7 separate regions of the Mus musculus genome follow, and regions 1, 2, 3, 4, 5 and 7 are each linked to region 6. The links are chromatin loops, found by intact Hi-C in ENCODE. Cell type or tissue: heart. All regions are shown on one strand.

Region 1 (4,000 bases), 290 kb before region 6:
TTCCTTTTCTGGTTGCTCATCTGCTACCTGGGTGAAATGCTCAAAAGAAACCCCACCTGGTTGGCTGTTTCAGATTTTTCAAGAAATGATTCCCTCTATGATGCTATGCTTCTTAGTTGAGTTTGGTGTAATTATTCATCCTCCATATTAATAAGTATGAGTCGAAGCTGAACAATCAAGAGAAGACATCTAAAATTAGCCCTGGCCTTTGATCAACTCATATTAAAAACCATAATAGGAATAGAGAGAGTGTAGTCTTAGCCCTTGGCCTACTGGCAAGCATTCTTACAATGGTGAGTGTACCTGAAGTTTGTGACAAGTGTGTACTGGGGACATCTTTGTCAACATACGTTGGTAACACACTGCTTTGGGAAGGTATGCTTCTATGGCTGTAGTCAGATTGCATTGGGAGCTGTCTGGGAGACAAAGAGGTAAGAAAAAAAAAAAAAAGGTGTATGGACCCCAAGGGACAGGTGATGGTATACCAGGCTGTGAGTTCCACCTTCAGGGCAGGAATCTAGAAGAGTGCAGAGACTCATGAGAAAAGAGATGATCCTGTTGGCCAGTCACTCTTGCTCCAACTACGTGTGGCTAGGAAAGGAAACCAGCTCCCTTGGATTGGATGAAAAATATTGATTTTTTTTCCCCTAACTGGAATTTGACAGGGTCAGTTCATGTCTGGGTTTTCAGCACTTAAAACAGGGCTCTTTTGTCTTGGGAGGCGGCTGGACTGGTTTCTCCTCCAGGCAGGTGCACAGAGGGCGGTTATTGTAGCCTGAAACACAAACACCGAGCCCCTGCACCCTGATCCACACACTCTCCAGCATGGCTCAAGGAAGTAAAATGAACAATGACTCTTGCAACAGGCAAGCACTGTAAATGCCACTCCTGAATGAAATATTTCTTAAAACTTGGTATCCGTAACTTGATCGGCTCTTAAAACTTAATTATATGTCAGGGGAAAGGAAGCCATTGGCTCCTCCAGCTGTCCAGGTTGAACAAGAGCGCACAATGGACCATATCCGATTCGCAGCCATACTTAGGTAATCAGATTAATATCTCTTGAATTGAATTTACCCTTTTGATACGGACTCTTTCAGCTGGCTTGTTTCACATCTCAAATTTTGACAAAGCCTCACGGCCTTTGAGTAGGTACCCTGAAATCTATATGCGGGAAGCCTGTGTTCTTTGGAGCAGTTTTTGGGACATGCACCAATTAAATCTGTTTCTGGCACGCTTTTAATGGCATACTTTCCCCCGAGTCAACAACCGCTCCAAAATCTGAGGTCATTTGTTTAATTTAAAAGCAAAGGTTATGGAACAACCACTGCAGGCTTCACAAGCCAAGTCCCCGTGGCTTTGAAAGGAGGGATGAGGAAGGGGAAGGCTACATAAACTAGGATACTTATACACAAAATAAGTTAAGTACTGTGTCTCTGTCAAGTGAGTATCAAACAGGGCTAGTCCACGCCCGCCCTGTCAACCTCCTTTCCCTTTCTTTTCCAACCAATCCCAGAGCTCTCTTACTCCAGAGGGAGTTCCACACAGTTACTGTTGATCTTGTAGGACAAACATCTGGACTGGATTTTTGTCAGCTGGAGACGAGAGAGAACTGTAAATGATGCTGTGACTTTTTTTCATCCTTATTAAATTTATTTATAGCCAGTCTGAAGCCAGGAAGCCTGCCCGGGCCCTTGATTGGATGTTCTCGAGGAACTCGGGGCAGATGGCATTTTCCCCTTGTTTTCTAAATAGTATCGAAGATAGCCTTACATAATTCCCAGCTCGGCCTTGTTTGTTTGTTACCACAGAGGACACACCATTGGGACATTTTGTGTGTCAGAACACTTCCACTGTGTTAGCTTATCCAGCCTGCCTTCCTTTCTGTCAGGGGGAGAAGGAAGTGTGCCTGGTACAGCGTTTGACAAACTGCACTGATAGAAAGTCTGTGTCTGGTTTGAGACGTGAACCAGTGTCCTGGGGCGTTTCTTTGCCAGAGAAACTCAAGTTGGGTCCCATTCTATCTTTTCCACCTAACAAACCTTCAAATCTTAAGGCTGCCACGTCAAACAAAAACAAACAAACAAACAAACAAACAAACGCCCATTCATTTTCTCATTACTGAAGATAATACAAGGCTCTACAAGAGATATTTCCAAATACTTTACTCTGCCCTTAGACCATATTACATAACAGTGTCTTAGGGGTTATGTAACTATTTAAGAAACAAGGCTTCCGACTTAGTCAAATGAAGATTTCTTGTGGGCCCTTCCCGGTACGATGACTTGCGATTATCCCTTGATTTTTCTTTCACTGGCATTTGTAACTGCATTGTTTATGTGCTTTGTTTTGTTAAGGCTTGGGAATGAAGCCTGCTACCCACAGACATTTTCTTCTCCAGAGTAGACTGTTCAGCTTCCTGCCACCCAAGTCAGCCATCCTCTGAACCACGGAGCCTAATATTGCCCATCTTGCTAAGGGTTAATCTCTGGTATGAAATTGAATGGAAACCAAATGCACTCTTATTGGAAAAGCAGCCACGGAGGCCCATTCACAGGCAGTCCTCAGAGGGAAGACTCTTAGGAAACAAGGGGTCTGCAGCAGTTTCTCAGTCTCCACTTTTTGTGAGGTTCCTGTGTCACCAGTAGATAGGTGTTCTTAGAAACGTCAGCAGATTCTTCCAAGAGTTATCTTGGTTGTGGAATAGGGAAGCCATTCTTAGAGCAAAACTCAGGTTGGCCCTGTGTCCGTTGGTCTGATGGAAAGCTTCATCAAGTGAGGGTGTCTGCTCTCTACTGTTGAGCCAGCTCAACTGTGTGACACTGGCCCTGGCACTGAAAGTAGCCACAGGGTGGCCGTTATTCATTCTTATCTCAGTTCGGAACACTGAGTCATAAAAGGGGAGAGCCAAAGGTAAAAATGTTTGTTATCAAGTAGGAAGGAAAGACAGACACAGAGATGAAATGCAGAGGAAGGTGAGGCGTGGAGTTGGGACCAGATGGACTGTAAGCAGCACTGAATCTTTCAAGATTGTAAGGCTGCATTGTTCCTGCTAGGTTTAGCTTCAGTGTTTTCAGAGATGAAAAGTACCGATTTGGTGAAGGGGAAAGAGTTCTGTCTATGCTTAGAACCATCTACATAGTCTTCATCATTATTATCATCATCATTATCTTTTATGAAATCTCCCTAAAGAAGGGTTCTTTCTTTCTTTCTTTCTTTCTTTCTTTCTTTCTTTCTTTCTTTCTTCCTTCCTTCCTTCCTTCCTTCCTTCCTTTCTTCCTTCCTTCCTTCCTTCCTTCCTTCCTTCCTTTCTTTCTTCCTTCCTTCCTTCCTTCCTTCCTTCCTTCCTTTCTTCCTTTCTTCCTTTCTTTCTTCCTTCCTTTCTTCCTTCCTTCCTTTCTTTCTTCCTTTCTTCCTTTCTTCCTTTCTTTCTTCCTTCCTTTCTTCCTTCCTTCCTTTCTTTCTTTCTTTCTTTCTTTCTTTCTTCCTTCCTTCCTTCCTTCCTTCCTTCCTTCCTTCCTTTCTTCCTTCCTTCCTTCCTTCCTTCCTTTCTTTCTTTCTTCCTTCCTTTCTTCCTTCCTTCCTTCCTTTCTTCCTTTCTTCCTTTCTTTCTTCCTTCCTTTCTTCCTTCCTTCCTTCCTTTCTTTCTTCCTTTCTTCCTTTCTTTCTTCCTTCCTTTCTTCCTTCCTTCCTTCCTTCCTTCCTTTCTTTCTTTCTTTCTTCCTTCCTTCCTTCCTTCCTTTCTTTCTTTCTTTCTTTCTTTCTTTCTTTCTTTCTTTCTTTCTTTCTGTATTGGAATTAAACCCATGGCCTTGGCACACTCTGTCCACTCTGAAGCATCCCAGCACCCACACCCACAGCACTGAGCTATATCCCACATACCTCTCTTTTTATTTACTTTATTTTATTTTGTGTGTATGAGTGTTTTGCCTGTGCATGAGTAGATGTGCTATATGTATATCTGATGCCCACAGAAGCCAGAAGAGGGCTCTGGATCACC
Region 2 (4,000 bases), 64 kb before region 6:
TCATCCATCATTTCTAATTCTGATTTTCTTCTCTGACTATCAGTGGTGAAGAGCTGAGTAAGTAAGAGTTGCTGTTACTCAGCTGGTGAAGTAGCTGGGTGGATTAGGGGTTTGCACAAAGCCTGACCACCCCAACTTTGACTCACTGGGACCCAGTGGTGGAAGGAGTGAACTGACTTCTGCAAGCTGTCTCCTGACCACCGCCTATATGTGTGCCCACACGTGCACAGATGAAGAAATAAAAATGTAATCAAAATCAAAAAGAGTCATTGCTGCTCTATAATGAAAAGATCTTCACTCATTAAAGGAACCCACAACGGATCATCTCATGCCTTCTTTAATAGTGCAACTTTGAAAGACATCCAGTTAGTGGCCCAGTGGTTATTTATTTATTTATTTATTTATTTATTTTCTACCTCTTCTGGAGTAGGTGACAGACACCACAGGGGAATGTTCAAGTGAAAAGCCCAGCATCCCTGGAAGACAAGAACAGAAGCCTTTGGACATCTGCACGGGACTCCATCACCAACACATCCAAACACTTTCTCGATCTGGAGGAAGAGCCTATCCCATGTTCCACAGAAGGCCCTGGCTCCTGCCAGTTCCTCCCTGGTTCACTGCTGGGAACCACAAGAGTGGCCTCTCTCATCCCTGCTGCCTCACTGGCCAGTGGAAGGGCAGAGTTGGCAGAAGAGCCTTTGTGAGCCTTGTTGACTCTGCTGGGTTCAGAGAGGCCTTCACAGTTGACTCAGCTAAGGAGAGTTGTTTACTTCCTGCAGCCTTGAGGTCTGCCAAGCACAGGGCCCAGCTGGGCAGTTCAGTGCCCGGGTCTCTCACTCCCACACCAGTACCTGTAGAGATCAGTGAACAGCCCCTGCTAGGCCGGCCAGACTGAGTCTGCACAAGCTGCCTTGGCCCTCAGCACAGACTCCTTCCTCCCTGCTAGTTCAGCTAGCCAGGCCTGCCTTAGTGACACTCCTGGGCTGGGTTTCTTTCTTTCTTCCTGAAGTCCAGAGCCCAGTTATTTACCCAAAGAAAACAGGGAAGTGACAAGGTAACAGAGTACACATGTTGTGAAAATATGCAGGCTGAGGCTGAAGAAAAGAAAACATTCTTCCATAAGGAACTGCCTTGTTAATTCATATTCTTCCCCCTCCAGATTAGAACCAGCCATTGCTTGTGCTCCTTCAAGTACTTTCTGTGGTTCCATGACAGCTGCCTACATGGGGCAAGATTTGGCTTGAAAAATGGGCCATCGGTCATGCTTTGGGTGGGGTGGAGGTTGTGGGGGGGGGTCAGACACTAAAATTCCCAGATAACTCAAATTCACTGCTCGCTCACTCTCTCGGCGGGATACAGGGGGGAGAGAGGTGGCATGGAGAATGGATTGTACAAACGTCAAGACATAACCTGATTTTCCACAAGAAGCCACAGCTCAGTAATGAACAGTCTTTGGAATGAGCTTTTCAACTCCTCTTGAAGTTGGTTTCCGATCCCTGGCAAACCCGGTCTCTGCAGCCTTGAGTAACGGCCACAGGCTGATTCTCGGCAATTAAAAATAATATTGGCCCTGATAGAGAACTCTTGGGCACCCCCCTCCCTTACACACCCTTTTCATTACGTGCCAAAGATTACTTTCCCAAACCTGTTTCAGAACAGCTGGCCGAGTTGGAGGAGCAGGCTCAGCCCTCGTGGCCTGGAGAGAGGCTGCAGTTATTAATAGCATTTGCTCTGCCTGGTGTTTGGGGCAGGAAGAGGGTGACCTGTGTCTGTTTGGAAAGTTGGGTCCTAATCAGTTTGGGGCCTGTTCTCTCTTCCCTGCATTCTTTAAACCTCAAGCTCTATGGATAGTGGCTGAGAGAGCCCACAGAGAGGCTGGGTAGGGCCAAATAGCCTCCCTATAAACCTTCAGGCTTCTCATTTCTTCCTTCGTGGTTGTTCTCTGCCTCTCAGTGGGTATTGGCCAGAGGACTGGCCAGGATCCTTTCAAGGGAGGTCTCTCACAGAGGCCTGGGCTGCCCCTGTTAGCACTTTCTGGTAACAGAGCCTGCTGAGCCTGGTGTTGCAGCTCAGGCCTGCAAGGCCGAGTGGGATCTGCTCCCTTTCCTAAAGGCTTGAGGGTGGTGTGGGTTGGGGAAGTATTTTCAGCCCTTACTGCCACAGAGTCTGTCAGCTTCCCACGGTCAGCACCCAGCAGCCTTAACCTCAGAATGGGTGGAAATCCCACTGTCTCCCCACACGGCCGACCACAACCACCACAAAGCACCTTCTCAAGATACCAGGATAGGGCTGGATTTCAGGCCTGGAATGCTCTTGATTGTCAGGTTGGGTTGCAGCTGAAGTGGAAAACCTTGAGAACAAGGCAGATTATGGGTCTGAGAACAAGGTCTCTCTCCTAGGTGGACATTTCTCAAGGAGAACACGATGGTGGGCAAGAAGCCATATCCAATCAGAAACCATGCACTCCTGGAGGAGGGTACCTCAGAATGAAAGTTTGAAACCTGGGCCACCCACCTTTGCTAGTATGCTTACATGGCCCCCGGTTCCAACAGGGGAGCACAGCCTCTCCCACACTGGGCCAGACTCCAGTCTCTGGCCATAGGTGAAAGACTATTTCCGGTGATTGTTTTGAGATATTTTATATCCAGTGTGTGAAAACATAATAGTGACCGGAAAAATACACACACGCACGCACACACCCTACAAAGGTGGTCCCATCCTTCACTAGAAAGGTCAGAGGACCCTTTTCTCATTTAAGTCCTTGATGTAGATCCAAGGGAAGCAGTTTCTTTGAAGTCAGCAAAGACCACAGCTGGCCCAGCTGCGAGGGTGTGGCTGGGGAGTCAGACAGGATGCGCTGCCTTATCAGGGGCCACTCTAGTTCCCGCCTATAAGGACCATGTTTCCTCCAGCAAAAGGTGACTTCAGAGCCATTTGTTCGGGAGTCCAAGGAAGACTCATTATAACCCAGGGAGCAGAGTGGCCTTATTCTGTCAAAGGCAAGCATTTCTGCTGGGGAGCTCCTACACAGTCCTTGAGTGTAAAACTCCAGGCATGCCATAACCTTGAACTAGCCCTTGACTTTCTCATATGTTGAATTTGGCCATCTTTGAAATCCCTGTAATATAACAAATGACGGTAAGCAGAAAGCCCTGGGTATGGTGGTGAAGACTCAGAGGGCAATGCCAAACAACTTTAAAAATCAGTCACGGGACTCCTGTGACTGACTGCTGGGCAAGGGTGGGACTCAGATCTCCCCCCTTCAGTCTTTAACCACCGAGTAGTAGGATCTGAGAGCCCGTGGTTGCCTGGGTCATAAAATTCAGCTTCCAGGGGCTGGATTCTTCTAGGACAGAGTGCTCACTACTCTCGAAACACATCTGAACTGCTGTTGGAAAATCTGTACCTTTGGCAATTTCTTTCTCACACTAAAGTAGGATCTGCCACTCAGGCTGATCTGACTCAGCCCTGAAGCTATTGTCAAGAGCAGCGGTGTGGCAATGTTCCAATGCCAGGGAGCACAGGCACAGCAAGAGAGCAGCCGCTCCCTCCTGCTGTTTACATCTCTAGCATGCTCATGGGTGTCCTGAGTCCCTGTTGGCTGGACTGATTCATACTTTTACCCTATGTGTTTTCATGATGGCTTGACATGCCAAGGTCAATGTTATCTTTTAGAATATTACCAAAACCCAGGTGCGGTGTGCATGCTTTTAATCTCAGCATTCAGGAGGCAGAGACAGGAGGATCTCTGTGAGTTAGAGGCCAGCCTGGTCTACTGAACAAATACCAGGGCAGCAAGGGCTTCATAGTGACACCCTGTCTTAAGACAATTTATATATATATATATAAAATAAAAATTGCTGGGCTAGAGAGATGGCTCAGTGGTTAAGAGCACTTACTGTTCTTCCAGAGGTCCTGAGTTCAATTCCCAGCAACCACATGGTGGCTCACAACCATCTGTAATGGGATCCAATGCCATCTTCTGGTGTGTCTGAAGACA
Region 3 (4,000 bases), 140 kb after region 6:
GTACTTTATCAGTAGCACCCTGACCATCCCCCAAAGGAAGTTCATAGTGGGAAGACTGGATGATCCTGTCACAGCTCCCTACAGTAGCCAAGGTCACACAGGTCAGCAAGGATACCCTGGACCTGCTCTCTGCAGGCTCCTTTGCTAAAAAAAAAAAAAAAAATAAATAAAATAAATAAAAATAAAAAATACCTCCGCCCCACCCAAGCTGAGTGACCTTAAGGCATCAACATCCAGAGTTATGGGTTTAGCTTTAAAGATGAAAGACCAGCCACCTCGTTGCCCCAAGGAGTGTCAGACCAAGGAAAAACCTATAGACAAATCATTTCTTGAAAAACGGGGTTTATTGATTTTTAAACTGCAAATAGTCGTTACAAAAAGTTTTTTTTTTCTTTTAAATAAATTCACACAAAGAAAGAGAAATAGAAAGCGACGGTAGTGACCAGCAAGAGGAATAATAATTACATTCATCTTTATGTGTGTGCGCCAGTTGTTTATGTCAACATTGGAAAACTCCAACCTGGAATCCAGAACCACAAATCTGCGAGCGGAATGTCTTGAGATGGGCACATGGAATTCAAAGGGTTTTTCTCTTTTTTTGTTTTCCCTTTTAGAAGCTATACATAAAATGGTGGTTTTCCTTCTGTACTGTCACAGAACTTATACATACATTCTCAGTCCTACCTGTGAAAGGCCTAAGGAGAAAGAAACTCAATTTGCAGTCCAACACAAAGGGGAGAATTTCTAAAATAAATAATCCAACAGTTTTTTGCATTTTTTTAAATTAATTTTTCATTTTTTTAAAATAAAATAACCAAAAAAAGTGTAAAGTTACAAAAATGTTGTTGAAGAATAATATATTAAAACTGTGGAAAAAAGGAAAGACACGTCACAAAATTTTAAGATTAATATGAAGATCATAATTTAACATAAAAGAATATATTCTATGGATTTGTCATCCCGATAAATATGAACAAAATTAACAAAAAAAGCATAGTTTGGCAATAAATACGTTTTGATAAGTTAAATAAGCTTTTTTATATTGATGTGCAGTGATAAGCAACATTTTTGCTCTCCAATTTCTGAAAGTTAGATGAAGTTTAAACCCAGGGAAAAAAGCATTGTGTGGGGGCTCTAAGGTAGACCTAAGGTATTCTAGAGCAAAATCCATTAAAGCTACTTCTACAGGAAATCGTTTTACACAGATATTGTATGTGGAATGCAGACCATTAACTGCTCACCCCTTACATGTTTTTTTTTGTTGTTTTTAGCTTTTCTCTCATTTGTTGTCATTTTTAAGATGTCACATATGAATTGGGGAACTTTAGCACCAAAATCAAGTCTCTCATAGTCCATCTAGTTTCCCCTTCCTCCCCACTTAAAAAAAAAAGAAAAGAAAGAAAGAAATTAAATCACGAAGTCCCACTTATGTCAAAACCTTCGTCCAACTTGTTCAACCTTTGTCCCTGGAGACCTACACAAACCCAGGCAAGATTAGTCAACAGGGGTTCGGGCTGGGAAGTAAAAGGTTTTGAAAGTCAAAATAGACCCCTCCCCCCAAAAAAACCCCAAGTCCAGCAACAACTCTCTGAGGGAGGTGAGTAACTATAAGGAAGAGGAAGAGTGTGCGGGAGACCGAAAGAAAGGTGCACTTGTGTGGCCAGCTGGGGGAGCTGCTGGTTGCGGGTCACCCCACCCCCACCCCCAACCCCACGGGCAGAGGCTCTGGGAGGCCCACGGGTGCCCCCTGGCGTTGAAGAGGTAATGTAGTCACAGTGACAAAGTTAGATTACAAGGCACTAAGTTGCTTCTGTAAACGGTTACTGCTTTTTTTCTTTTGTGATTTGGCACTTAAGGCTTAAGCCGGGGGGGGTGGGGGGGGGTAAAAAAAGGCATCTACTGACAAAAGATGGAACTCTGTTATGCGTGGTTAAGTGGGCTATGAAATGGAGGGAGAGGGTTTCAAGCCAGAAGCTACCAACAAATTGACTTGTCCTTATGTGGGGGGAGGGTAACATACCAAGGTTGTTCTGGGAAAGGGGCTGAGCTTAAATGTATCAATGTGGGGTTTGAGGGAAAGTTAGGGGGTGGGGAGGTGAAGGGAAGAGATGGGGTGGAGAGGTGAAGGAGGCATGGGGGGGGGTCCCTCCCTACCCTGGCTTAGTCATCTGAGATGGAGAGTCTGCTGAAAATGGGCAGGCGTCTTGAGTTGTCCAAGGTAGGGGAGTCTGAGCCACTGTGGCTGGAGCTGGAGCTGCTCAGATAGCCCTCGTGGTCCGAGAGAGAATCCTGAGGGCTGGGGGGAGAGTCAAACATGTGAGGGGATTCGGACATGGGCCGGAAGAGGAAAGTGGTGGGGGAGCCTCCCCCAGGCAGCCCCATGCTAGGAGCAAAGAGGCTCGCCAGCTCCTGGCTGGAAAAGGCGAAGGGGTTATTGGTGCCATCGGGCAGAGTAGGTGAGCCCAAGAGGTCATCGGCGCTCAGGATAGGGGGTGGGGTGATGGATGTGGGGCTGTCCAGCAGCCCCGTGGCAGCGGCGGTGGCAGCGGCACTGGGAAACCCAGCAAAGCTAAAGCTATGCTGGAGGCGGGGACGGTCAGCGGAGAGGTCTCGGCCCCCCGCCAGGGCGCGTCGCTCCTCGGCGTTATGAATGAAGTGGCAGCGGGGCCCGTACGGGCAAAAGCCGATGGTGTGGAAGGTGCGGCACAGCTCCGTCTTGTACTTGGGGTGGCGGGTCAGGCTGCGGAGCTCGTGGATGCCATGCGCGAACTGGCACTTGTCCCCGTACTTACAGGCACCGTTTTCTTCGAAGGGACGGCACAGCTCCGTCTTGTAGCGGCTGGAGTTGACCTGGCCGCTCCCAGGCTGCTTCTGGGTGGGCAGCAGCCGCTCGCCCCCTTCGGAGAAAGAGCGGTCTCGAAAGCGGCTGTCGCGTGAGCTCAGGGACGGGGCCGGCTCACCCTTAAGGCTGCTGAGAAGCTGGTTCTGATGGAACTTGGAGCTGGGCAGAGTGACCGAGTGCCTGCGAGGGAAGCCCCCGCCAGCAGGGGTGCCCACTGCCTTCCTGTCCAGCAGGCAGCCCCCAGCGCTGGGAGTGCTGTAGTTGAGCATCTTGTTACCCTGGGAGGGGAGGGAAAGAAAGGGACGGATGAGTGACTGAGGACATCCACGAGGCCAGGGCATGGTGTCCACAAAGGACAGCACCTCTCCATCTGATAGGCCAGTCTCTCTAAAAGGAGCCACCTGGATTTATTTTGGCACTGCTCATAAGAAACCGCAAAATCCTGCCGTGTGTGGAAGAAAAAGTTATGTATTCATCCCGCCCCGTGCTGACCCGATATGTAGCTTCCTCCTGTCCCTAAAGCTAATTTTCCCCCCTCTAAAATCCGGGCCCCGTTTATACATTCCTCAACTCAGAGAGCCTTTCACACAAGACAGTCCCTTTTCATTTCCCTCCCCCTAAAAGAATCAGGTAAACCTAGTTTAGAAGTTTGGAAGGATGAGCCAAATCCTCTCTCAATCAGTCCCTGCTTACCCGCCCCCCCCCCCCCGCCACCCCCACCCCCACAAAATCTGGCCCCACACTCTCCACCATTTCCTCTTCCACAAGTGTGCCCTTCCTTTGGCAACAGGTTTTCAAACTGTGCTTTTTCCTTGCTTGTGGAAGGGCCTAGTCTGGGATGTGGGTAGAGGGATATAGTGTCTGAAAACACAAGGTTCGGGAAGGGTAGGTATCCCACACCCTGGGAGGGATTTTCTCCCAGCATTCTCCACCCCCTTCACTAGGAAGATGCCTTTGCACTTGGTTTCCTGGCTGCGAGAGAGCTCTGGATAAGAGCACCAGTGTTTAATCTTGAACCAAAGCTGCAGACGAGAAGGAAAGCACCAGCACGCTCACACTCCCCGACTCAGTCAATTGGGGGCGGGGGTGTGTGAGTGAGCAAGGACAGAGGCTGCCACAAGCCCTAGTCACCTGCCCAAACTACCTAAGATTTAGAAA
Region 4 (4,000 bases), 130 kb before region 6:
GAACACTTGGCCTCAAAGCTTTGTGCACTGGGGGATTTGTGGGATGCCGAGGCCCCTCCTAAGCATCCAAGGCTTGAATTGAAGCAGTGCCTATTCAAGGGCTTCCTTGCATGTGCTCTGTGCTCCTCCCTGGGAACCTGAAAGGCAAGAACTCTCAGGAAGGGAAGGGGTCCTATGTAGATACTGCTAACTCAGTTCCTCAGACTAGATGGTTGCCTATCTATCTGCTGGGAAACGTTCTAGCTGTATTGTCTAGGCTGGTTTGGGGTAATGAGACCATCTGTGAGCAGGCCATATATTGGTTAGTTGTAAGGATCTTGTCCCCTCAGGCTCTGTGAGAGCCTCTGTACCCCCTGCTTAGGCTTGCCCCTCCTCCTCCTGCCTGAAGCCTCCCTTCTTCTTCGTGGAGCCTGCAGTTTGATCTTTTTCTGAAGTGGGCACAACAAAGCAAAGCCACTTTCAACGGACTTTCTCCTGCTCAAAAGAATACAAGAGCTCTTTGCTTTCTCACTCTTGGGACTGGGCTTGAAGGGAGGGTAGAATGGGGATATGACTTGGGGGCCCTGGAATTGCTACATGGAGGAGGAGAAGGCACTGGGAGTGATGGGCTGAGTATTTGGGAGAAACTGAGATGAGAACAGCCTAGACTCAACCAAGTGGTGGTATTGCTATCAAAATGGGTTCGAGGCTAGACAGAGGGCTTCCAGGAGGAGGAGCAAAAGGGTCTTTTCACCCCTATTCCTCTGCGCCAGATGGTAAAGAGAGAGCAGCCAGAAACCACCGCTACTCGCTAAATTTGGCTCTTTATGTCACTTGACCTGGTGAGGTGAGTGAGGTCATCTTCCTTTTACAACAGGTGACAGAACATTTGAGGTGACAAGATTCTCCAGCAACACACGTGGCACTATAGACTGAGCTCAAGCAGCGTGACAAAATCAAGTGTCACCAATGGGAGTGACTTATCACACCCAGGCCTCTTCTTCCACAGGGTGGGGGAGGTGGGTTGTTCTTTGCATGTGGTGGGGGTAGACCTTTCAGGACTATCAAGGTTCTAGAAAGAAATTCTCTAAGACAGCAAATGAAATTGTGCCCTAAGGTAGAAATAGGTCTATTTTGAAATGAATACCCAGTAAAATTTATGCAGACCCCCCAAAAGGAAGACAGAGGAGGTGGAGCAATATAAAAGCCAGGGTAGGTAGATAGTAAAATGCCACACAGCCTTGCCTTTTATCCAGGAAGTGGAAAGCCTTCATAGGCTCTAATTACATCTTCATCCCGGCCCTTCTGAAGTCTCTGGGCCACGTTAACAATACCCCTGATTTTAGGCATGGACACATTCCAGTACCAAAAGCTTTGGCAATTCTCCTCAAGGCAGGCAGAATCCAGAGCTGGACCTGGAAGCACAGCCTTGTTCTGCACATCCATTTGGATGCTATCTCCAGCATAGGAGACCAAAGTCTTTGGTTGAGACATTTCAGGACATGGGGTGTCAGAAGACACCCACATGAATGTGGGCAGAAGTGAGCAATTATCTTCGCATGTTGACTGCACACAGTATATGTGCCCACGTGTGTATTCTTTAACTTGGGCATGTTCCTCTGTGTGCTTTCTCACACCAGTGCTGAGGCCCAGGTTGGGTCCCTCATTTTACATAAAGCTACACTGGACAACAAGATCCTCTGCTGATGGAAGCCAGAGGAACCTGGCCGCTGTCCATCATATGACCCTGGGATGTGGAGGCTAAGGCTGCTACAGAGATGGAAAAGGGAACTGAAACACTATTTTGCTAGTTTCTGGTTTGATTTCAATTATGTCATTTCCTGCTGGGAGCTAGGGAGGGAGGAGGGAGGGAGGAGGGAGGGAGGGAGGGAGGGAGGGAGGGAGGGAGGGAGGGAGGGAAGAGGGAGGGAGAGTAAGAGAGGAGAAGAGGAAGGAGACAGACAGACACACACACACATACACACAGAATATATTTTAATGGTTCTGATAGTGGTGGTGCTCCCTAATGGGCATTCAGTTTTGTTTCTCAGCCCTCTCTAGATTTCTATAGTTATTCCCCATTGGTGAGCTGCAGATTTCCTATGGAAGGCCAGGGGGTGGGGCCACATACTTAAGATACAACCCTGTGCTGCATCTAACATGAGCAGAACCTGAGCCAAGAGAATGCAAAATGCCATCTGCCATGAAAGTCTCTAGCAGCCCTTGTCACTGAAGTCCAGTACCCAAGAAAGTATCTTCTCTGTAGTCATGGTTTTCAAACCAGGGCCAAGGGACCCCAGAGATTCTTAATATATAAGGGAAGGATCAGCATGGAACGCCCCTACACACACACACACATACACACACACTCACACTCACATACTCACAAGAAAGAGAGACAGACAGACACACAGATATATGGAGAGACATGGACACACAGAGATAGAGACAGGTAACAGACACATACAGACATACAAATATGCACACACACACACACACACACTTCCTGACTCTGCTCTTACCAATCTTGCACACTACATTTTTTTTTTTTTTGCAAGAGTTTCTTTGACCTCTGCTGGGGTGGGAAGTAGGGAGAAATTTATAAGCAAAGGCTATGTATGGGCAGAGTCCACAGACTTCCAGCCAGCCCTTGCCACAGCTCAGCAGTGTGTACGGAAGAATCTGTCAGCAGCCTGCCCCTGCACTGTGAGCAAGCCGCACTGTGTATAGTACAACACAGCTGTTAGCTCTTGTCCAAATCCATACAGCAAGAACTTGGACACATTCGGTTGATCAGGACCTGGGACTTAAATCTTATGTGACTGGAAACCGCCTGCACAGTATCTGCGGTATTGGGGGCGGGGCTGGGAGTTCTCTGTGTATCCGTTTTTCTCTGGTGGGTCCAATTTCCCAGGGTGGCAGTTGTCATTCAGAGCCCATTGTTAACTCTTTCCATTTCTACCCAAATCCATCCTTGTTTGTTTGGCTGGTGCCTGCCCACACCCACACTTTTAGAAGATAGTTTTCTCCAAGAAGTCTGGACCTATACCAACTAGAACACAAAGAAGCCATAAAGCATCTGAATCCAGAGCTCCTTGAGCTGAACCTCTGTCCTTCCAGCCTGATCTCCAACAGGCACAATAAAGAAATCCTCCAAACAGCCAGAGAGCTCGTGCACCTAGGGAGATGGGGTAGGGCACCCCATAGCTGCCCGTAACCCTGAGCCCATTCACACCTCAAACAACCATCTTCTTCAAAATCCTTCAAAAAACCTTAGACTCAAGGGACGTGCTACAAACCACGGTGACAAACCTTTCCTGTCTTCTTCTGCAGGCAGACCCTGGTAGAGGCCAGCGCAAAACAATGGCAAACAATCTGAGACCAGAGCCAGTTGGAATATAGACCTTGTGAGCATGTGCGCGCGCACACACATGGGAACATAAACATCTCTGACTCCTGTGGGAGTTCCTTTGCACTAGGGGGGTGGGGTATGCTCAATGGCTGGTGGGGGAAGGGATTTCCACGTGTCTGACGAGAAGGGGAAAGTGTGTGCACACTCGCCTGTGCACGTGCACACGCATAATAGCAGGCATATGGAAACTAAGGGAAGGAAGTTCTGGGGAGAAGGATGTGTTTCCTGGTTAAGGCAGTTGTCTCTGTCTGTGATGGAAGGTGGGAACCAGGGAACTTTTCTCCATGTGTGTGTGTGTGTGTGTGTGTGTGTGTGTATGTTTGTATATAACATGCATGGCAGTGCCCTTACTCAAGTGGGCAGGGAAAATGCTGGGGAAAAAAATGGTTTGAGATCCTGTGAATATTTTCAGGTAGAGAAGCCTGGCAGCTCCCCATACCACAGGCTTGTGCTCACAAAGCGTATTTCCGGTGCTAATTACCAGCCCTGTGTTTATACAGGACACAAAATGCAGCTGATAGCACAAACTCCAGGCTTCGGCGAGAGGACAGGGCTACTCAGCAGGGCAGGAAAGTATGAAGGGAGGTCCCTGTCTTGTTTCTTTTGAAG
Region 5 (4,000 bases), 610 kb before region 6:
TGGGATTGAAACCATTGCATTATACATGTCAAGAGCACATTACCAATGAGCCCCAGCCCCAGGTCCACACACCACACCTCTTCCACAATCTCCTTTTCCATCTTCAAGCATTATTAGAAAAAGCCGGATGTTGTACACTACTTAGAGAGTCCCTTAGTACACTGGTGCCTAGAAACTACAAAGATTCTGGGAGTTGAAAACGTAAGAGAGACACTGTCACAGGCACTGAGGGCTGGCAGGCTGTAGGTATCCTTGCATTAGGAAAGGATTTGTGTGGTCGTAAACAACTCACACGAAACACACAAACAGGAGTCAAGGGGGCTGGAGAGGGGAGGAGAGTCATGGAACCTTTGTTTTAACTAAGCAAGGAGAAGATGGGGCTGGCTTCTTGGGCTCCCTCACCTCCGAGAGTTGGAATCCCTGGAGTGATTTTGGAAAACCACTGTAGAGAGTCAGGTGTTTAGAGGGCCAGAAAAGGACTTGTATACAGAACAGGAAGACTTCATTCCTTCCGTACTCTTCTGAGATTATTACAAAACAATTTAAAGTTTTGCATTTACCAATTGTATACTTTCTTTCAAAAGTCATAATAAGAGTCCTTCAAATGTTTTAATTTTGTGACACCTTTGTATTTTCACAGTTCTCTAAGTTTAAACACTTCAAATTGAAAAATCAGGAGAAGCTTTACCCAAAAGTAGAGGAATTCTTTTGTGAGTAATATTCTGACTGAATAGCCCAAGCCACCGCCCACCCCACACACCCCAATCTCCATGGATCTAAATGCAAGGCCTCAGACTGGTTCCGCCAGGTTCATTGGAGGCCACTTGTTAAAAACAAAGATTTCATATTGTAGGGCTGGTGATGTAGCTCAGTGATAGAGCTCTTGCCTAGCGTGCACTAGGTCAATGTTTGATCTCAGTATTGCAAAACCCGAAAGAAACAAAGAGACAAAACGACTTCTTGATTCTGACACACTGAATTAGAACCTTCAGGGTAGGGCCTAGGTATTTTAGTACATTCTCAGCACAAGAGAATAGTTTCTAAAAGTAGATGTAGACTATACTCCGACTCCTGACAAGGACACTGGAAAGGTGGAATGGTGCTAGAATGTGGGAAATGAATAAATAGCATCGTGTAGAGCTTGTTCTCTGAAGTTCTGGAGACCAGAGTGTGATTAGTGGGAATCCACTGACAGTAACACAAATATTGTGTGTAAAAATTTACTCTGAGTGTCTGGTCATTCACTAGCTCTGTGACTTGAACAAAATATTTAATAATTCCTCAGTAGCTTATTTTCTTTTTCTCTAATATAGAGATTTTTTGGATTTGATTCCTCAGCACTGCAAAGGCAAATCAATAACAATAGCAGCAGCAGCAGCAGCAACAACAAAGATCATTATTGCTGTTCCTTTAGCATACAAAGGAGCTATCTGGTCTCTACTGTGAATTTTTTTTTTTAATGGTCAGTTCTATTTAGTAAGGAGGGGGAAAGAAAAGCCTAAGAATATTATATAAATGTATATGCTGGGGGAAGAAGGGCTTCTTTCATTTCTTTGGAAGGAGATTTTCTTTTCTTTCTTGGATATTTTCTTTACTTACATTTCAAATGTTATCCCCTTTCCCGGTTCCCCTCCCCTCCCCCGCCCCCGGAAACCCCTTATCCCATCCTACCCCACCCCCCACCCCACTTCTATGAGGGTGTTCCTCCACCCGCCCACCCACCCACTCCCACCTCCCCACCTTCAGTTTCTCTACACTGGGGCATCTATCGAGCCTTCATAGGACCAAGGACCTCTCCTCCTATTGATGCATGACAAGGCCATCCTCTGCAACGTGTGCAGCTGGAGCCATGTGTACTCCTTGGTTGATGGCTTAGTCCCTGGGAGCTCTGGGGAAACTGGTTGGTTGATATTGTTGTTCTGGAAGAAGATTTTCAAGTGACAGTCTCAGTTTTCATTTCTGCAGTGCTCGCTGGTCAAAAGAGCTGTGATAGAGCAGACACAGTAGATGGCGCTGTAGGCTTATTTTTAAAAGAAGCTAGTGTAGGGGTAGGGGTGGAAGGAGAGATTAACGTGCATTGTGATAAGCCCCGCCCCTAGGACTTTGTATCCATGTAAGTGCCTTTAAGAAGTAAATTTTGGGGGGTAGAGCTAGAGTATAACTTCAGTAAAAATCAATGTCTTAGCTGCTCTATTTGTGTGAGTTTTGTCACTTGGAAATTATTACTTGTGCTTCAAGCTATAAAATGTAAAGGAGTTATTTTCTTTTAAGACATTTTCTTATGTATGAGGGTTCCCCCCTAATTGTCTTTGTATTTTAATATTTCCATTTCTTCCTAGTTTTTTCTGGCCCTTTTTTGTTATCTAATAAAAATATGGTTATGAAGTTAAATTGAATGACATCAATTATAATGTAGTCACATTTTTAAATTCAAGTTTTCACATTAAATACACATTCAAGTAGCATGGGTCACATTAAGGATAATTTAGTTTTAAATTTTATTTTATTTTATTATGTGAATGGGTGTTTTTCCTGCTTGTATGTGTATGCATTGTGTGTATGTTTGGTACCTGTGGAGGCCAGAGGAGGGTGCCAGATCCCTGGAACTAGAGTTACAGTGCGGGTCTGGGAATCAAATCCTAGATCCCCTAGAAGAGCAACCAGTGCTCTCAGTGACTGAGTCATCTTTCCAGCTCATATGTGTGTGTGTACATATGTGTGTATATGTATGTACGTGTGTGTTTGTGATCTTCTATGTTTTATGTGGTAGAACTTGTTTAATCTTTGTAATAACTATGAGAACTGTTATCCCCCTTTCTCGATAAATTGTCTCAGATGCTTAGTAGATTGCTAAGTTCTCATACTGAGTCTGAACTGCAGCTACTGTAGGAATTTCATCTGTGGATTGAAGTTACAGATTTTGAGCACATACTGTGTGCCAGGCATGCTGTATGCCAGGCAAACAACAGCGGTCAAAACTAACATGGGTGTTACCATTAAAGACCTTAAAATTATTAAATGTTCAACAGAGTTTTTTGGATGCCCGATGCCTTGATGTCGGTAAAAAGAAAACCCCAGGGAAATGGTCAGTAAAGTGCTTGCTGTGTAGTCCTAAGGATCCTAATGATACCTGCAGCACTCACAGGACAAGGTGGGTGTAGTAACCTGCGATCATAATCTCAGCTCGGGGGAGACTGAGACAGGGAAGTTCATGGGCATTGCTGGCCAGCTAGCCTAGCCACATTTATTAGGTCTGGGCCAAATGAGAGACCTTTGTCTTAAAAACCAAAGTGGATCACCCGAGGGATGTCTGAGATTGACCTATGGCCTCTACATACATGCATGTATAATCACAAGAGAGGGAGATAGATAGACAGAGAAGATGTGCTTCAGTCACTATCTCCTGGGTAGGCCAAGGAACTGAAAGTTCTTCAAAGAGAAAGATAGAATCATATTTACCTTAGACACATTAATATATTAATATTTTTGGATATATGTCTTTTATCCAAGGGGAAAACAAGACTTTCATGCTTTGCTCCTTCAACAGTTGAATTATGACTTTCTCCCTGACCGTTGAAGTATGAAATCAGGGAGGGAGATGGTTCTGGGGAAGTCGCTCAACATGCAAGCATGAAGAGCTGGGTTCTTATCCTCTAATCTCATGTAGAAACTGGACGTGGTGGTGTGCTCTGGTAACCTCAGTGCTGGGAGATGAAGACAGGGGGATCCTGGGAGCTCGCTGGCCAGCCATTTCAGCCAAAACAGTGAGCTTTAGGTTTGCTGAGACCTACCTCAAAAGTGAGGCAGTATGACTGAGGCAAGGGACCGGAGAGTCAACCTCTAGCTTCCCATAGGCATCTGGGTGGCTCTCACCCATGTACACTCATGTACACACATGCATATACTACATATACACACGAAATAAAAATGTAAAAATTAGTAAATAACAATGAGAAGAAAATAAGATAAAACTGGCTTCTAGGTAAGAGTTAGGAGGAGT
Region 6 (4,000 bases):
CAGGGCACCCTGCTGTAGGAAGCAACCCTCACCCACAGCTTCATTGCATGGCAATGTTTGCCCAAGTAAACGAGAGGTGCCAGGATTTACACCTGTTGTGCTTCCTAAGATGAGATCATTCTAGTCGCCTTTGGCTTCGACCTCTGACTCTGGCAGAGACGTATGTTTCCCTTTGACTTATATAACACCATCCCAAGCTCTTGGGACAAGCTCTGGTTTCAGACTGTCCCAGGTTGGCCGGTGAACAAGTGCTTGAGGCATCCACGGTGCTGCATCCTGCCAAGCAACAATTCCATTTCTGCAGCATCACCTGCTGCCCGTTCAGTGGTGCTTGTGTGAGTCTTGGAATATTTTCATTGCATTTTGACCTGAGTTCTTTCATAAGAATGAATGGAAATGGAAACTTGAAGTACTGATGTTGGTGATAAAAAAGGGCAGGTCTCACAAACCTAATGTAACTTAAACAAAGATGGAAGTCATTAGGCAACGCCAAGAGTGGGGAATAGTTAGCCTAACTCAGATGCTCTCTTGATTTAAGCCAGACAACTGTGTGTTCAATTGTGAAGGGGAAAGAATACACTGGGAAAGCCCACATGAAACTGTGGACATACACGGTCAAAGATTGTGTCTCCAAGGCAAGTGAAATTACTGTATTTGCTCAGTTTTAAGGCTGCACTGATTTAATAGAAATTTTGGGAGGCTTGGTGGAAAAGATACAAGAGATTGTGAATCAAAAAAAAAAAAAAAAAAAGCAATGGTAATGCTATTTTACTTCCAAGGAACAGAGTGTCCCCTTCAAGCATGCATACAGGCTGCTTGCTTACCTCCTTCTTGTTAGATGAGTGAACTTTCAAGAGAGCAGTGAATACAAGAAGATCAGGGTGCCTAGAGACACTGCCCCTGTGGGACTCAGCCCAGCTCCCTAACAAGGAACAAAGCCTCATGTTAATGTGCTGAAAGGAACAGTGCAGAGAAGTGCAGGAGAAGTGCAGAGACTACGAAGGTTTCACAGTCCCAGGTGACCAACAAGTAGACTAAGAGCAGGTATGGTGATAATGTAGTCCATTAATCTCAGCACTCTGGAGACAGACGGAGGAGAATGAGAATTTGAGGTCAGCCTGGGCTGCATAAAAACACTGTCTCACTGTTGGAGCAGTGGCTCAAGTTAAGAACACTGCTGCTCTTGCAAAGGACCTGGCTTGGGTAAGCTACCCCGTGGTAGCTTACAGCTGTTCATAACACCAATTCCCAAGAGTCCTCCTGCCCTCCACAGGGACTCCTGTGATGTGCATACATATAGACAGACAAACAGACACTCATAAAAGTTCAAAAAAAAAAAAAGACGATTCTGTCTCCAAAACTATTTAGGGCAGGAAAGAGGAGGAACCACATATCTAGCGGGACCTAACAGCCATTTTGAAGTTCTTAGACACTAAAGCCTTGCCTTTGCTCTCCAGAGGTCAACCCATTTGTTCTGAACCCCCCATTTTGTTACTCATGTCCTTCATAGGAGTCCTCTGACCCATTCTAATCTCTCCAGTCCCAACTCTGACAACAGTGCTCCCTACTTCCCCGAATGGTCCTTCACTCATCCTTTCACAAAGTAAATGCACTGTCCTCCAACCACAGACTTCTTGCCAAATTCCTCCTGTCCTTGGGCACAAACAACCCAGAAGTGCTCTCAGATCCAGAACATTGTTGGGGAGTGGGAGGGGTGAGTAGAAGGGCTATTCACCCTCCTGAGCCTATGATGGGATGTCTGGGCAGCTACTTCAAAAACACCAGGGCCTGAGACCTGTTCCAGGGATGCCACCCAGACGGGACACTGCTCAAAGCCGCCTCCAGTCCTGGGAACAAAGGTGAGGAACTCTTGACAGGGAAACTTAGCCCTACTTACTGGGTATGAATGATACCACTGGTCAGCCCTAGCTGAGAGGGGGTCTGGGCTCTGTTTTGTTCTTCTCTGTTCTAATCTTGATACTTTGACTACATTCTCATTCCCTGTGGCTTAGGCTGTAATGGTGAGAAGCAACAGTCTTAAAAACCTCAGAGGAGCCAGCTCAGAAGAGCACCTTTGGCCCACCTCCCTCAGTGCTATAACTAATGGGGGTACTTTTGCTACCACCTCCTGGTGAAACTGCTCTGGCACACATTAGGAATTCTGTCTCTAGGTCCTGTGGACTCTGAGCTTCTTGGGGCTGTGCCCAGAGTCCACTTGATAGAGAGCTGGGGTTTTGGTTTTTTTCCTGTGGGGCAAACTTCTCTGGTTAGGACACAACTGTCAGGGCATGGCTTGGCAGAGCTTCCATGCCAAATAGGGGTATGTGTATGTGTGTGTGTTCTTTTGTCTGATTTCCCAAATTCCAGGCAGGAAAGCAAGCTTTCTGTCTCTACACAGCTCCAGATCCCCCTACCAACATTTGCATTCCCCGGGTATGAAAGGAGTTGGTAGCAGGCCCCATGGAGGACAAGGCTGTAATTCAGCCAGGCCCCAGTGACATCCCAACCGTGAGAGTGCAGCTGGGGCAGCTTACGAACAGCGCCCGGGTCCCAGGGGGAAGTCAGCCCTGTTCTCCAGCCCACAAGCGCCTATTGTTCACTTTCTTGTTTTTCTCCAAATGTTTAGATGTGCTCAGAGCACAGAGAAGCCTGAAAGCAAGACCATTGGCCAGGGCAAGCCTGAAGCAGGGAAACCCACCGCTGGAACTCTGGGGCCCCACACTCCCTCCTCAGCTCTTCCTACTCCCCCTGCCATGCGCCGGACTCCGGATCCAGGGGTGGTCTCTTCCTGGCCAGGGCTGTTCAGAGAGCAGTAGGCTTGGATTGTTCAGCAAGTAAAGTATGGAATCCAGCTCAGACTGGCTTGCTTGACAGTCAGGCACAACTGTCCACATTAACTTGAGGCTGTCCAACGTGAGGGCTGGGAGAGTCTGGGCAAGTGCCTTTCTGATTCCCCGCCACTGACCAAAGCTGCTGAAGACAGGAAATAGTCACTGAGTGTCTGTCGGGGCCCCTCTCTGCATCAAGATTGTGACTCTGAGGTTTGACCTTCAGGGTTTGACAACTGGCCGCAGCAGCGCTTATTGCGTATGCAGACTCAGGCAACCTCTCAGCCTCTCTGAGCCTCAGTTTCCCTTCTTGGTAAAATTTACTTACTCTGTCTGTAGAGAGAGCTATGGGGACACTCAGACTCTATAGGCTATTCTTCCGGTTACCATTGGTTACCATGACCCAGTTTGGAAGTTGCCCCAGCGCTGGGAACAGTCACTTGTGAACCTTGATGTCCACTGTGAGTCAGCACAGCTATGCAGGAGCAGTAGCGCCAGAGGAATGAAGGATGGAGTGCCTCTCGATACCAGGGTATAGAGAACATGCTGGAAAGCCAGCCTTCTCCCCTCCCTCTCTCCTCTGCCCCAGATCCCTTTCTCTTGGGAGTTCATATTACCTGCCCTCCCCCAGGCCTGGGATTGCAAGCTTCCCTGCGTCTCCAGGCCCTAACAGACCCAGAGAAAACCCTCAACCTGGAAAATGCCCCTCCCCTACCATCCTGGCAGACATTACTGGTCAGGGCCCTGAACAGGGATGCAGGTGGGCAGAGGGAATTCCTACATCAAGGTGGGAATCTGGGTTTGGGATCCTCAGTAGAGTTATAAACATTGGTAATAGTGAAGCTTTTGCAATGAAGAGAGATGGACAGAGCAGGCAGGAGGTCCCTAGTAAGACCAGAGGGCTGCAATAGCAAGGTCTGAGTTCTAGCCTTTTATGTCTGCGGACAGTGCACATGCCCACATAGGGGCTTGGGAGGCTCTGCCTTCTCAAGAGACAGGACTTTATAAGATCCCCCTTCAGACTCATTAATCCTTATAGGAATAAGCTCCAGGGAGCCTGCAGTGACAGGGCCATATGGCTTTCTTATCTCCCTTATCTGGCAGCACTCACCTTCCATTTGGAATGTTTATCCCAAGATAAAGATCAGATTCCACTTAGGGTGATTGAATGA
Region 7 (4,000 bases), 93 kb after region 6:
CTGTCTGTCTAAAATAGGAAGGTTGATTTTTGGCTTTGATTTTTATTTTCTTTTTAAGACAAGTTCTCATATAGCCCAGGCTGGCCCTGAGTCAAGGATAGCCCAACTGTGATGTTCCTACCACCACAATACTGGGATTACAGGCTTGTGCCATTCAAGCCCAGTGTGTGTGGTGGTAGAGAACAAACCCATGGTTTCCTGCATGCTAGGTAAGCACTCCACCTACTGAGCTACATCCCCAGCCCCTGGTGTGTGTGTGTGTGTGTGTGTGTGTGTGTGTGTGTGTGTGTGCGCGCGTGCGCACGCATGTGTACATATTTTTAAAACTCCTAAATAGTGTGCTGACTTACACCACTCATGCATGCTCTTTATTATGCACCCTCAGTCTCCTTTGGAAGATGTCACACTACACTTTCAGAGACATTATAGAAGGTTTGTCTGTCAGTGCCAGGTCAAAGCCCCACAGGTTAGGGTCCCAGAGAGGATCACACCAAGAGTCCCAGTACCTCCCTCTCACTTCTATGGACGTGCTGGGACCTCACATCCCAAAGTCCTGGGACCAAGTCTCCTGGCCTTATCTTTTCTTTTCACTGAGCCTCCATGCTTGTGTCCACCATGTGGACAGCTTTTAAGCCCCTCTCACAAAGCCTGGTGCTTGAGACAAAGTTAGCCAGGTTCTGCTCTTTGTCCACATTTCAACAACTCTTCTGCCTGATATTAAAAATAGCTTTGTCTGGTCGAGTGAGATCAGGCCAGGAGACAGGCGCCTGCTGTTCTAATCTCAGCCTCACAAATAGCTCTTGATGCGCTTGAGTTTCCCTCAGCACCTTCAGGGGCTCCGACTGCAACAGGGGCCTGCTTAGTTACCTCTGAAGGTGAGATTCCTCTATGCTGCTCCTGAGGTCCACAAGAGGCCTGTGCACGTGCACACACACACACACACACACACACACACACACACACACACACACACATTCCTGTTACGGACCTTTTTGGTGCCTCAGAACTAAGCCGCCATTGAGAGCATTCACCACACTCCGGGTATCCTATATTTCCCAGGCCAGAACCTACAAAAGCGTCCCTTGAGAGTTAAACTCAAACATCTATAGTAAACAGGCTGCCCCTCCCTGTCTGCCCCCTCCTCCATTCCCCACCCCTAATTCCACCTCCCTGTCTTTCCCCCAAGCCCATCTTGTACTCTGTGAAAAACCATAGACCCTTTGGTTGCCAAGGGAACCAAGCCTTTCATTCTGTTCCAGTGACTGGCTGGTTGGGGCTGAGGGGTAGGGCAACAACTGGTGCCCAGACCTTTGGAGCACACACACCCCCTCACAATGCCCCCCTTTTTTTCAAAGGAGGAGGGGTGGATTGCACCCCAGTTGCTTTTTCACCCAAGCCCAGCTGGGTGAGACAGAGCCCTTGGGCTCTCAGGAGTTCCTTGGCTGCCACTTCGGGGGGAATCCATGCTCCCCAGGCCCTTCTCTGGCCCTGGCCCTTTCCAGAGGACAATAGCCTCCACGCAAGGGAAAATTCCATCGCCCAGGGTTCAAGTCTCCAAGGAGTTGCTGGGGCCTCTGTTTAGCCTAGAGTGGGCTCTGAGGAGCCGCTGCAGCTGTCTGGCTTGTTTCCCCCTCTTGCTGTGTTTTCTCTTTAACCCCTGAGCTGCCAAGGGGCTGTTTTACCCCAACCCCCAGACAGTGCCTGGGAACTAAGAGAGGAAAGAAATAAGGCTTTGTTCCCTGGGGGAACTAATTGGGAAAGAGCAGCAGTGTGGCCTACAGGGAGAACACTCCCACCTCTGCACATCTTCACTGAAACCAGCAAGCAGGAGCTAGGAGCAAGGGGCTACAGAAAACCAGGGCTGCTCAAGCTGCTGAGAGCCATTTTTCTCAAACTCGGAAGACGTTGGGTGGGTGTGGGGGGTGGAAAGCTGCAAAGGTCTCCATCTTCCCAGCTCAAGGCCCTAAGCCAACACCTGCTTTTCTCCCCCTGCTGTTTCTTCCAAGATCTGCACACACACAAAAAAAACAACAACTCTGGAATAAAAATAGAAACTGGGGAGACCAAGGCATCCTGTTTCAAAATACTAGATTGGTAAGTGAGAAATATCTAGCAACCCCATGTCAATGCTTAACCTCTAAAAACCAGTTTTTTGTTTAGGAATTTTACTTCATTGCACATCAGTAGCAATCAATACAAAGGTTTTCTCACAAACCAAAAGTTCTGCTATGTATCTTAAGATGGGGCGAATTCTATGTACAGATCCTTAAGGTACTGAAACATTATTCTGACCCCTATAGGAGTAGAATACATTTCTAAGCAACCATCAATGCTTCCACGTATGCAGCCAAGCCAGCCAACCATGGCCATTGATCAAGAACATTTGAGAAAAGAACTTACTCTCACACTGAGACAATAGTGCAAAGATTGTCTCCGTGCTGGGAAACACCTCCTCCCCTCTCCGGGAAGGAGAGTTCTGATCCAGATATGAAGACAGCTGGGGTCTAACACAGAACTCAGAGGTTCACCCTGGCCCTAGGAGAATACAGATTGGTGCACACAGCAGGGAAGCCCAGGCCTGTTGGGTTCCTCCTGCTCTCAGCAGCCACATCTCCGGTTCACCCTCTAGTACCCGATCCTGTTGACCCACAGCCCCACCCCCACCCTGTCCTGCAGCAGTCTAGCCTTTCTCTGTTGTGGCAAGGCTGCATTTTTCCCCCAGGAAACTATTGTGCAAAAAAAATGAAGCAACACAAAGCACAGAAGTGTACATGAGCCTTTTAGGGTTCACATCTAAACCAGAGGAATTTCTCAACAAAAGCATTGAGAGGAAGGTGAAATCAACCCGACACTCAGAACACTTGAACTGGGCTGTAGCCCCTAGTCCCAACATTTCATACTCTCTCCATGCGTGCGATCAAGCAGATGGAGCCCTGGCTCCTGACCCTCCATCCACACTCCCGTTAAGAGCTTCAGTGGCCAGAACAGACACTGAAAAAGTCTATGGGGAGTAGATTTTACTCACAGCTCTGAGATAGATCATCTCAGAGGTGGGCATGCTGCTGCATATCATAACTAAAATAAACAAAAAACAAAAAAACAAAACAAAACAAAAAACCTATCCCCACACAAACACACACAAGTGTTGACTCCGCATTGGATCATCTCCATAATTTCTTTTAGCTCTAAAGAAAGAGCTGACTGTTGAGAGACTGGCCAGGGCTAGGGTGGAGCCTAAATGTGCCATGTTCAGAGCAAAGGCTTTGACTAGTGCCAGATCCTTTTCAAGTTGAATAGCATGGAAGAAAGCTAACCGACCCACCAGAATAATAATAGCTAGCACTGATGGGGCCACAGCGCAGGAAGGCTGCTCTCTGGATTTCGTGTGTGTTCATTTATATTTCACTTCATAATAACCCTATGGGGCACTAGCATTCTATCTTATGGAAGAAAGGAAAGAAAGGAAGGAAGGTAGGCTACACATCAGGAAGTGCAAGGACAGCAACTACTGTCACCCAGAGACTGCCCCACCCAATCAGGAATCCTAGACGAAATTGCCTAGGATTTTGGCCCCACTGTCCCAAGAGAAGAAATATGCAGAGGCCCTTGTGGATGCTCAAAGACGACACATGTGATCGATCTGGCATCTGTAGCTGGGAATCAGCAGATGACCCTATTTCCCACTCTGGTTCTGCCCTTCTAGAGATGAGCACTGCCCGCTGCCCCAGCTCCTGGGCTCTGTAGTCCCCACTGCTCAACTCAGATCTCTCGGGTACCTGCTTGTCTTTGTATTCTATAGAGTGTGATGGCTGCTCCAGGAGCTGTCGTGAGAATGGGACCACAGAATCGGAGCAAACCTGATTAACTAACTACTCACCGCACACATGAGACTTAGTCTGCACGTTCCAGTGTTTTGGGAAATATGTGCTGTATTGAAATGTGTCTATTTGGGCCATGAGTAAGTGCAGGGGGAGGGGGAGGAACGACAGACGCCTTTTCT

The links. Peaks named below come from ENCODE experiments on the same cell type or tissue, not always from the same donor. Only the 100,000 strongest peaks of a DNase experiment are listed, where the experiment ranks them.
Region 1: a loop joins it to region 6, with 2.5 times the contacts of the local background. A loop is called at or near these places in 2 of 42 quality-filtered maps.
Region 2: it touches region 6 in a loop (2.2-fold over the local background); 3 of 42 quality-filtered maps call a loop at or near these places.
Region 3: it touches region 6 in a loop (2.5-fold over the local background); 18 of 42 quality-filtered maps call a loop at or near these places.
Region 4: a loop joins it to region 6, with 1.9 times the contacts of the local background. A loop is called at or near these places in 5 of 42 quality-filtered maps.
Region 5: a loop joins it to region 6, with 2.3 times the contacts of the local background. A loop is called at or near these places in 3 of 42 quality-filtered maps.
Region 7: it touches region 6 in a loop (1.8-fold over the local background); 4 of 42 quality-filtered maps call a loop at or near these places.

What each region holds. Positions count from the first base shown.
Region 1 is chr12:79,674,246-79,678,245 of GRCm38, forward strand. All of the region lies in intron 8 of Rad51b (RAD51 paralog B), which reads left to right. Among named protein-coding and RNA genes, the nearest start is that of Gm36048, 120 kb to the right of the region's middle. In heart, no CTCF peak of the experiment used is centred here; a DNase peak (open chromatin) is centred at 1,616; H3K27ac peaks cover 1,828 bases.
Region 2 is chr12:79,904,320-79,908,319 of GRCm38, forward strand. It overlaps Gm46361 (a long non-coding RNA gene), which reads left to right. Exons shown (of 2, transcript XR_001780641.1): 2 at 1-263. Among named protein-coding and RNA genes, the nearest start is that of Gm51985, 4.2 kb to the right of the region's middle. In heart, a CTCF peak has its summit at 1,676; DNase peaks (open chromatin) are centred at 872, 1,602, 2,822 and 3,522; H3K27ac peaks cover 3,375 bases.
Region 3 is chr12:80,107,429-80,111,428 of GRCm38, forward strand. Zfp36l1 (zinc finger protein 36, C3H type-like 1) reads right to left here. Exons shown (of 2, transcript NM_007564.5): 2 at 332-3,120. The coding sequence ends at 2,161. Among named protein-coding and RNA genes, the nearest start is that of Zfp36l1, 3.6 kb to the right of the region's middle. In heart, CTCF peaks have their summits at 1,639 (motif pointing right) and 3,033; DNase peaks (open chromatin) are centred at 1,693, 2,383, 3,063 and 3,963; H3K4me3 peaks cover 2,415 bases; H3K27ac peaks cover 2,397 bases.
Region 4 is chr12:79,839,768-79,843,767 of GRCm38, forward strand. It overlaps a transcript of Rad51b not described here. Among named protein-coding and RNA genes, the nearest start is that of Gm3596, 9.9 kb to the left of the region's middle. In heart, no CTCF peak of the experiment used is centred here; DNase peaks (open chromatin) are centred at 1,714 and 3,474; H3K27ac peaks cover 4,000 bases.
Region 5 is chr12:79,356,994-79,360,993 of GRCm38, forward strand. The region is part of intron 7 of Rad51b (RAD51 paralog B); the gene reads left to right. Among named protein-coding and RNA genes, the nearest start is that of Rad51b, 62 kb to the left of the region's middle. In heart, CTCF peaks have their summits at 1,989 (motif pointing right) and 2,585 (motif pointing right); a DNase peak (open chromatin) is centred at 1,968.
Region 6 is chr12:79,967,852-79,971,851 of GRCm38, forward strand. No RefSeq gene overlaps it. Among named protein-coding and RNA genes, the nearest start is that of 4933435C09Rik, 33 kb to the left of the region's middle. RefSeq lists an enhancer at 779-4,000. In heart, a CTCF peak has its summit at 2,134 (motif pointing left); DNase peaks (open chromatin) are centred at 210, 1,060, 2,280, 2,590 and 2 weaker places; H3K4me3 peaks cover 361 bases; H3K27ac peaks cover 3,438 bases.
Region 7 is chr12:80,061,256-80,065,255 of GRCm38, forward strand. The region is part of intron 3 of Gm36660 (a long non-coding RNA gene); the gene reads right to left. Among named protein-coding and RNA genes, the nearest start is that of Gm36660, 23 kb to the right of the region's middle. RefSeq lists an enhancer at 1-3,855. In heart, a CTCF peak has its summit at 1,980; DNase peaks (open chromatin) are centred at 716, 1,236 and 1,566; H3K27ac peaks cover 3,735 bases.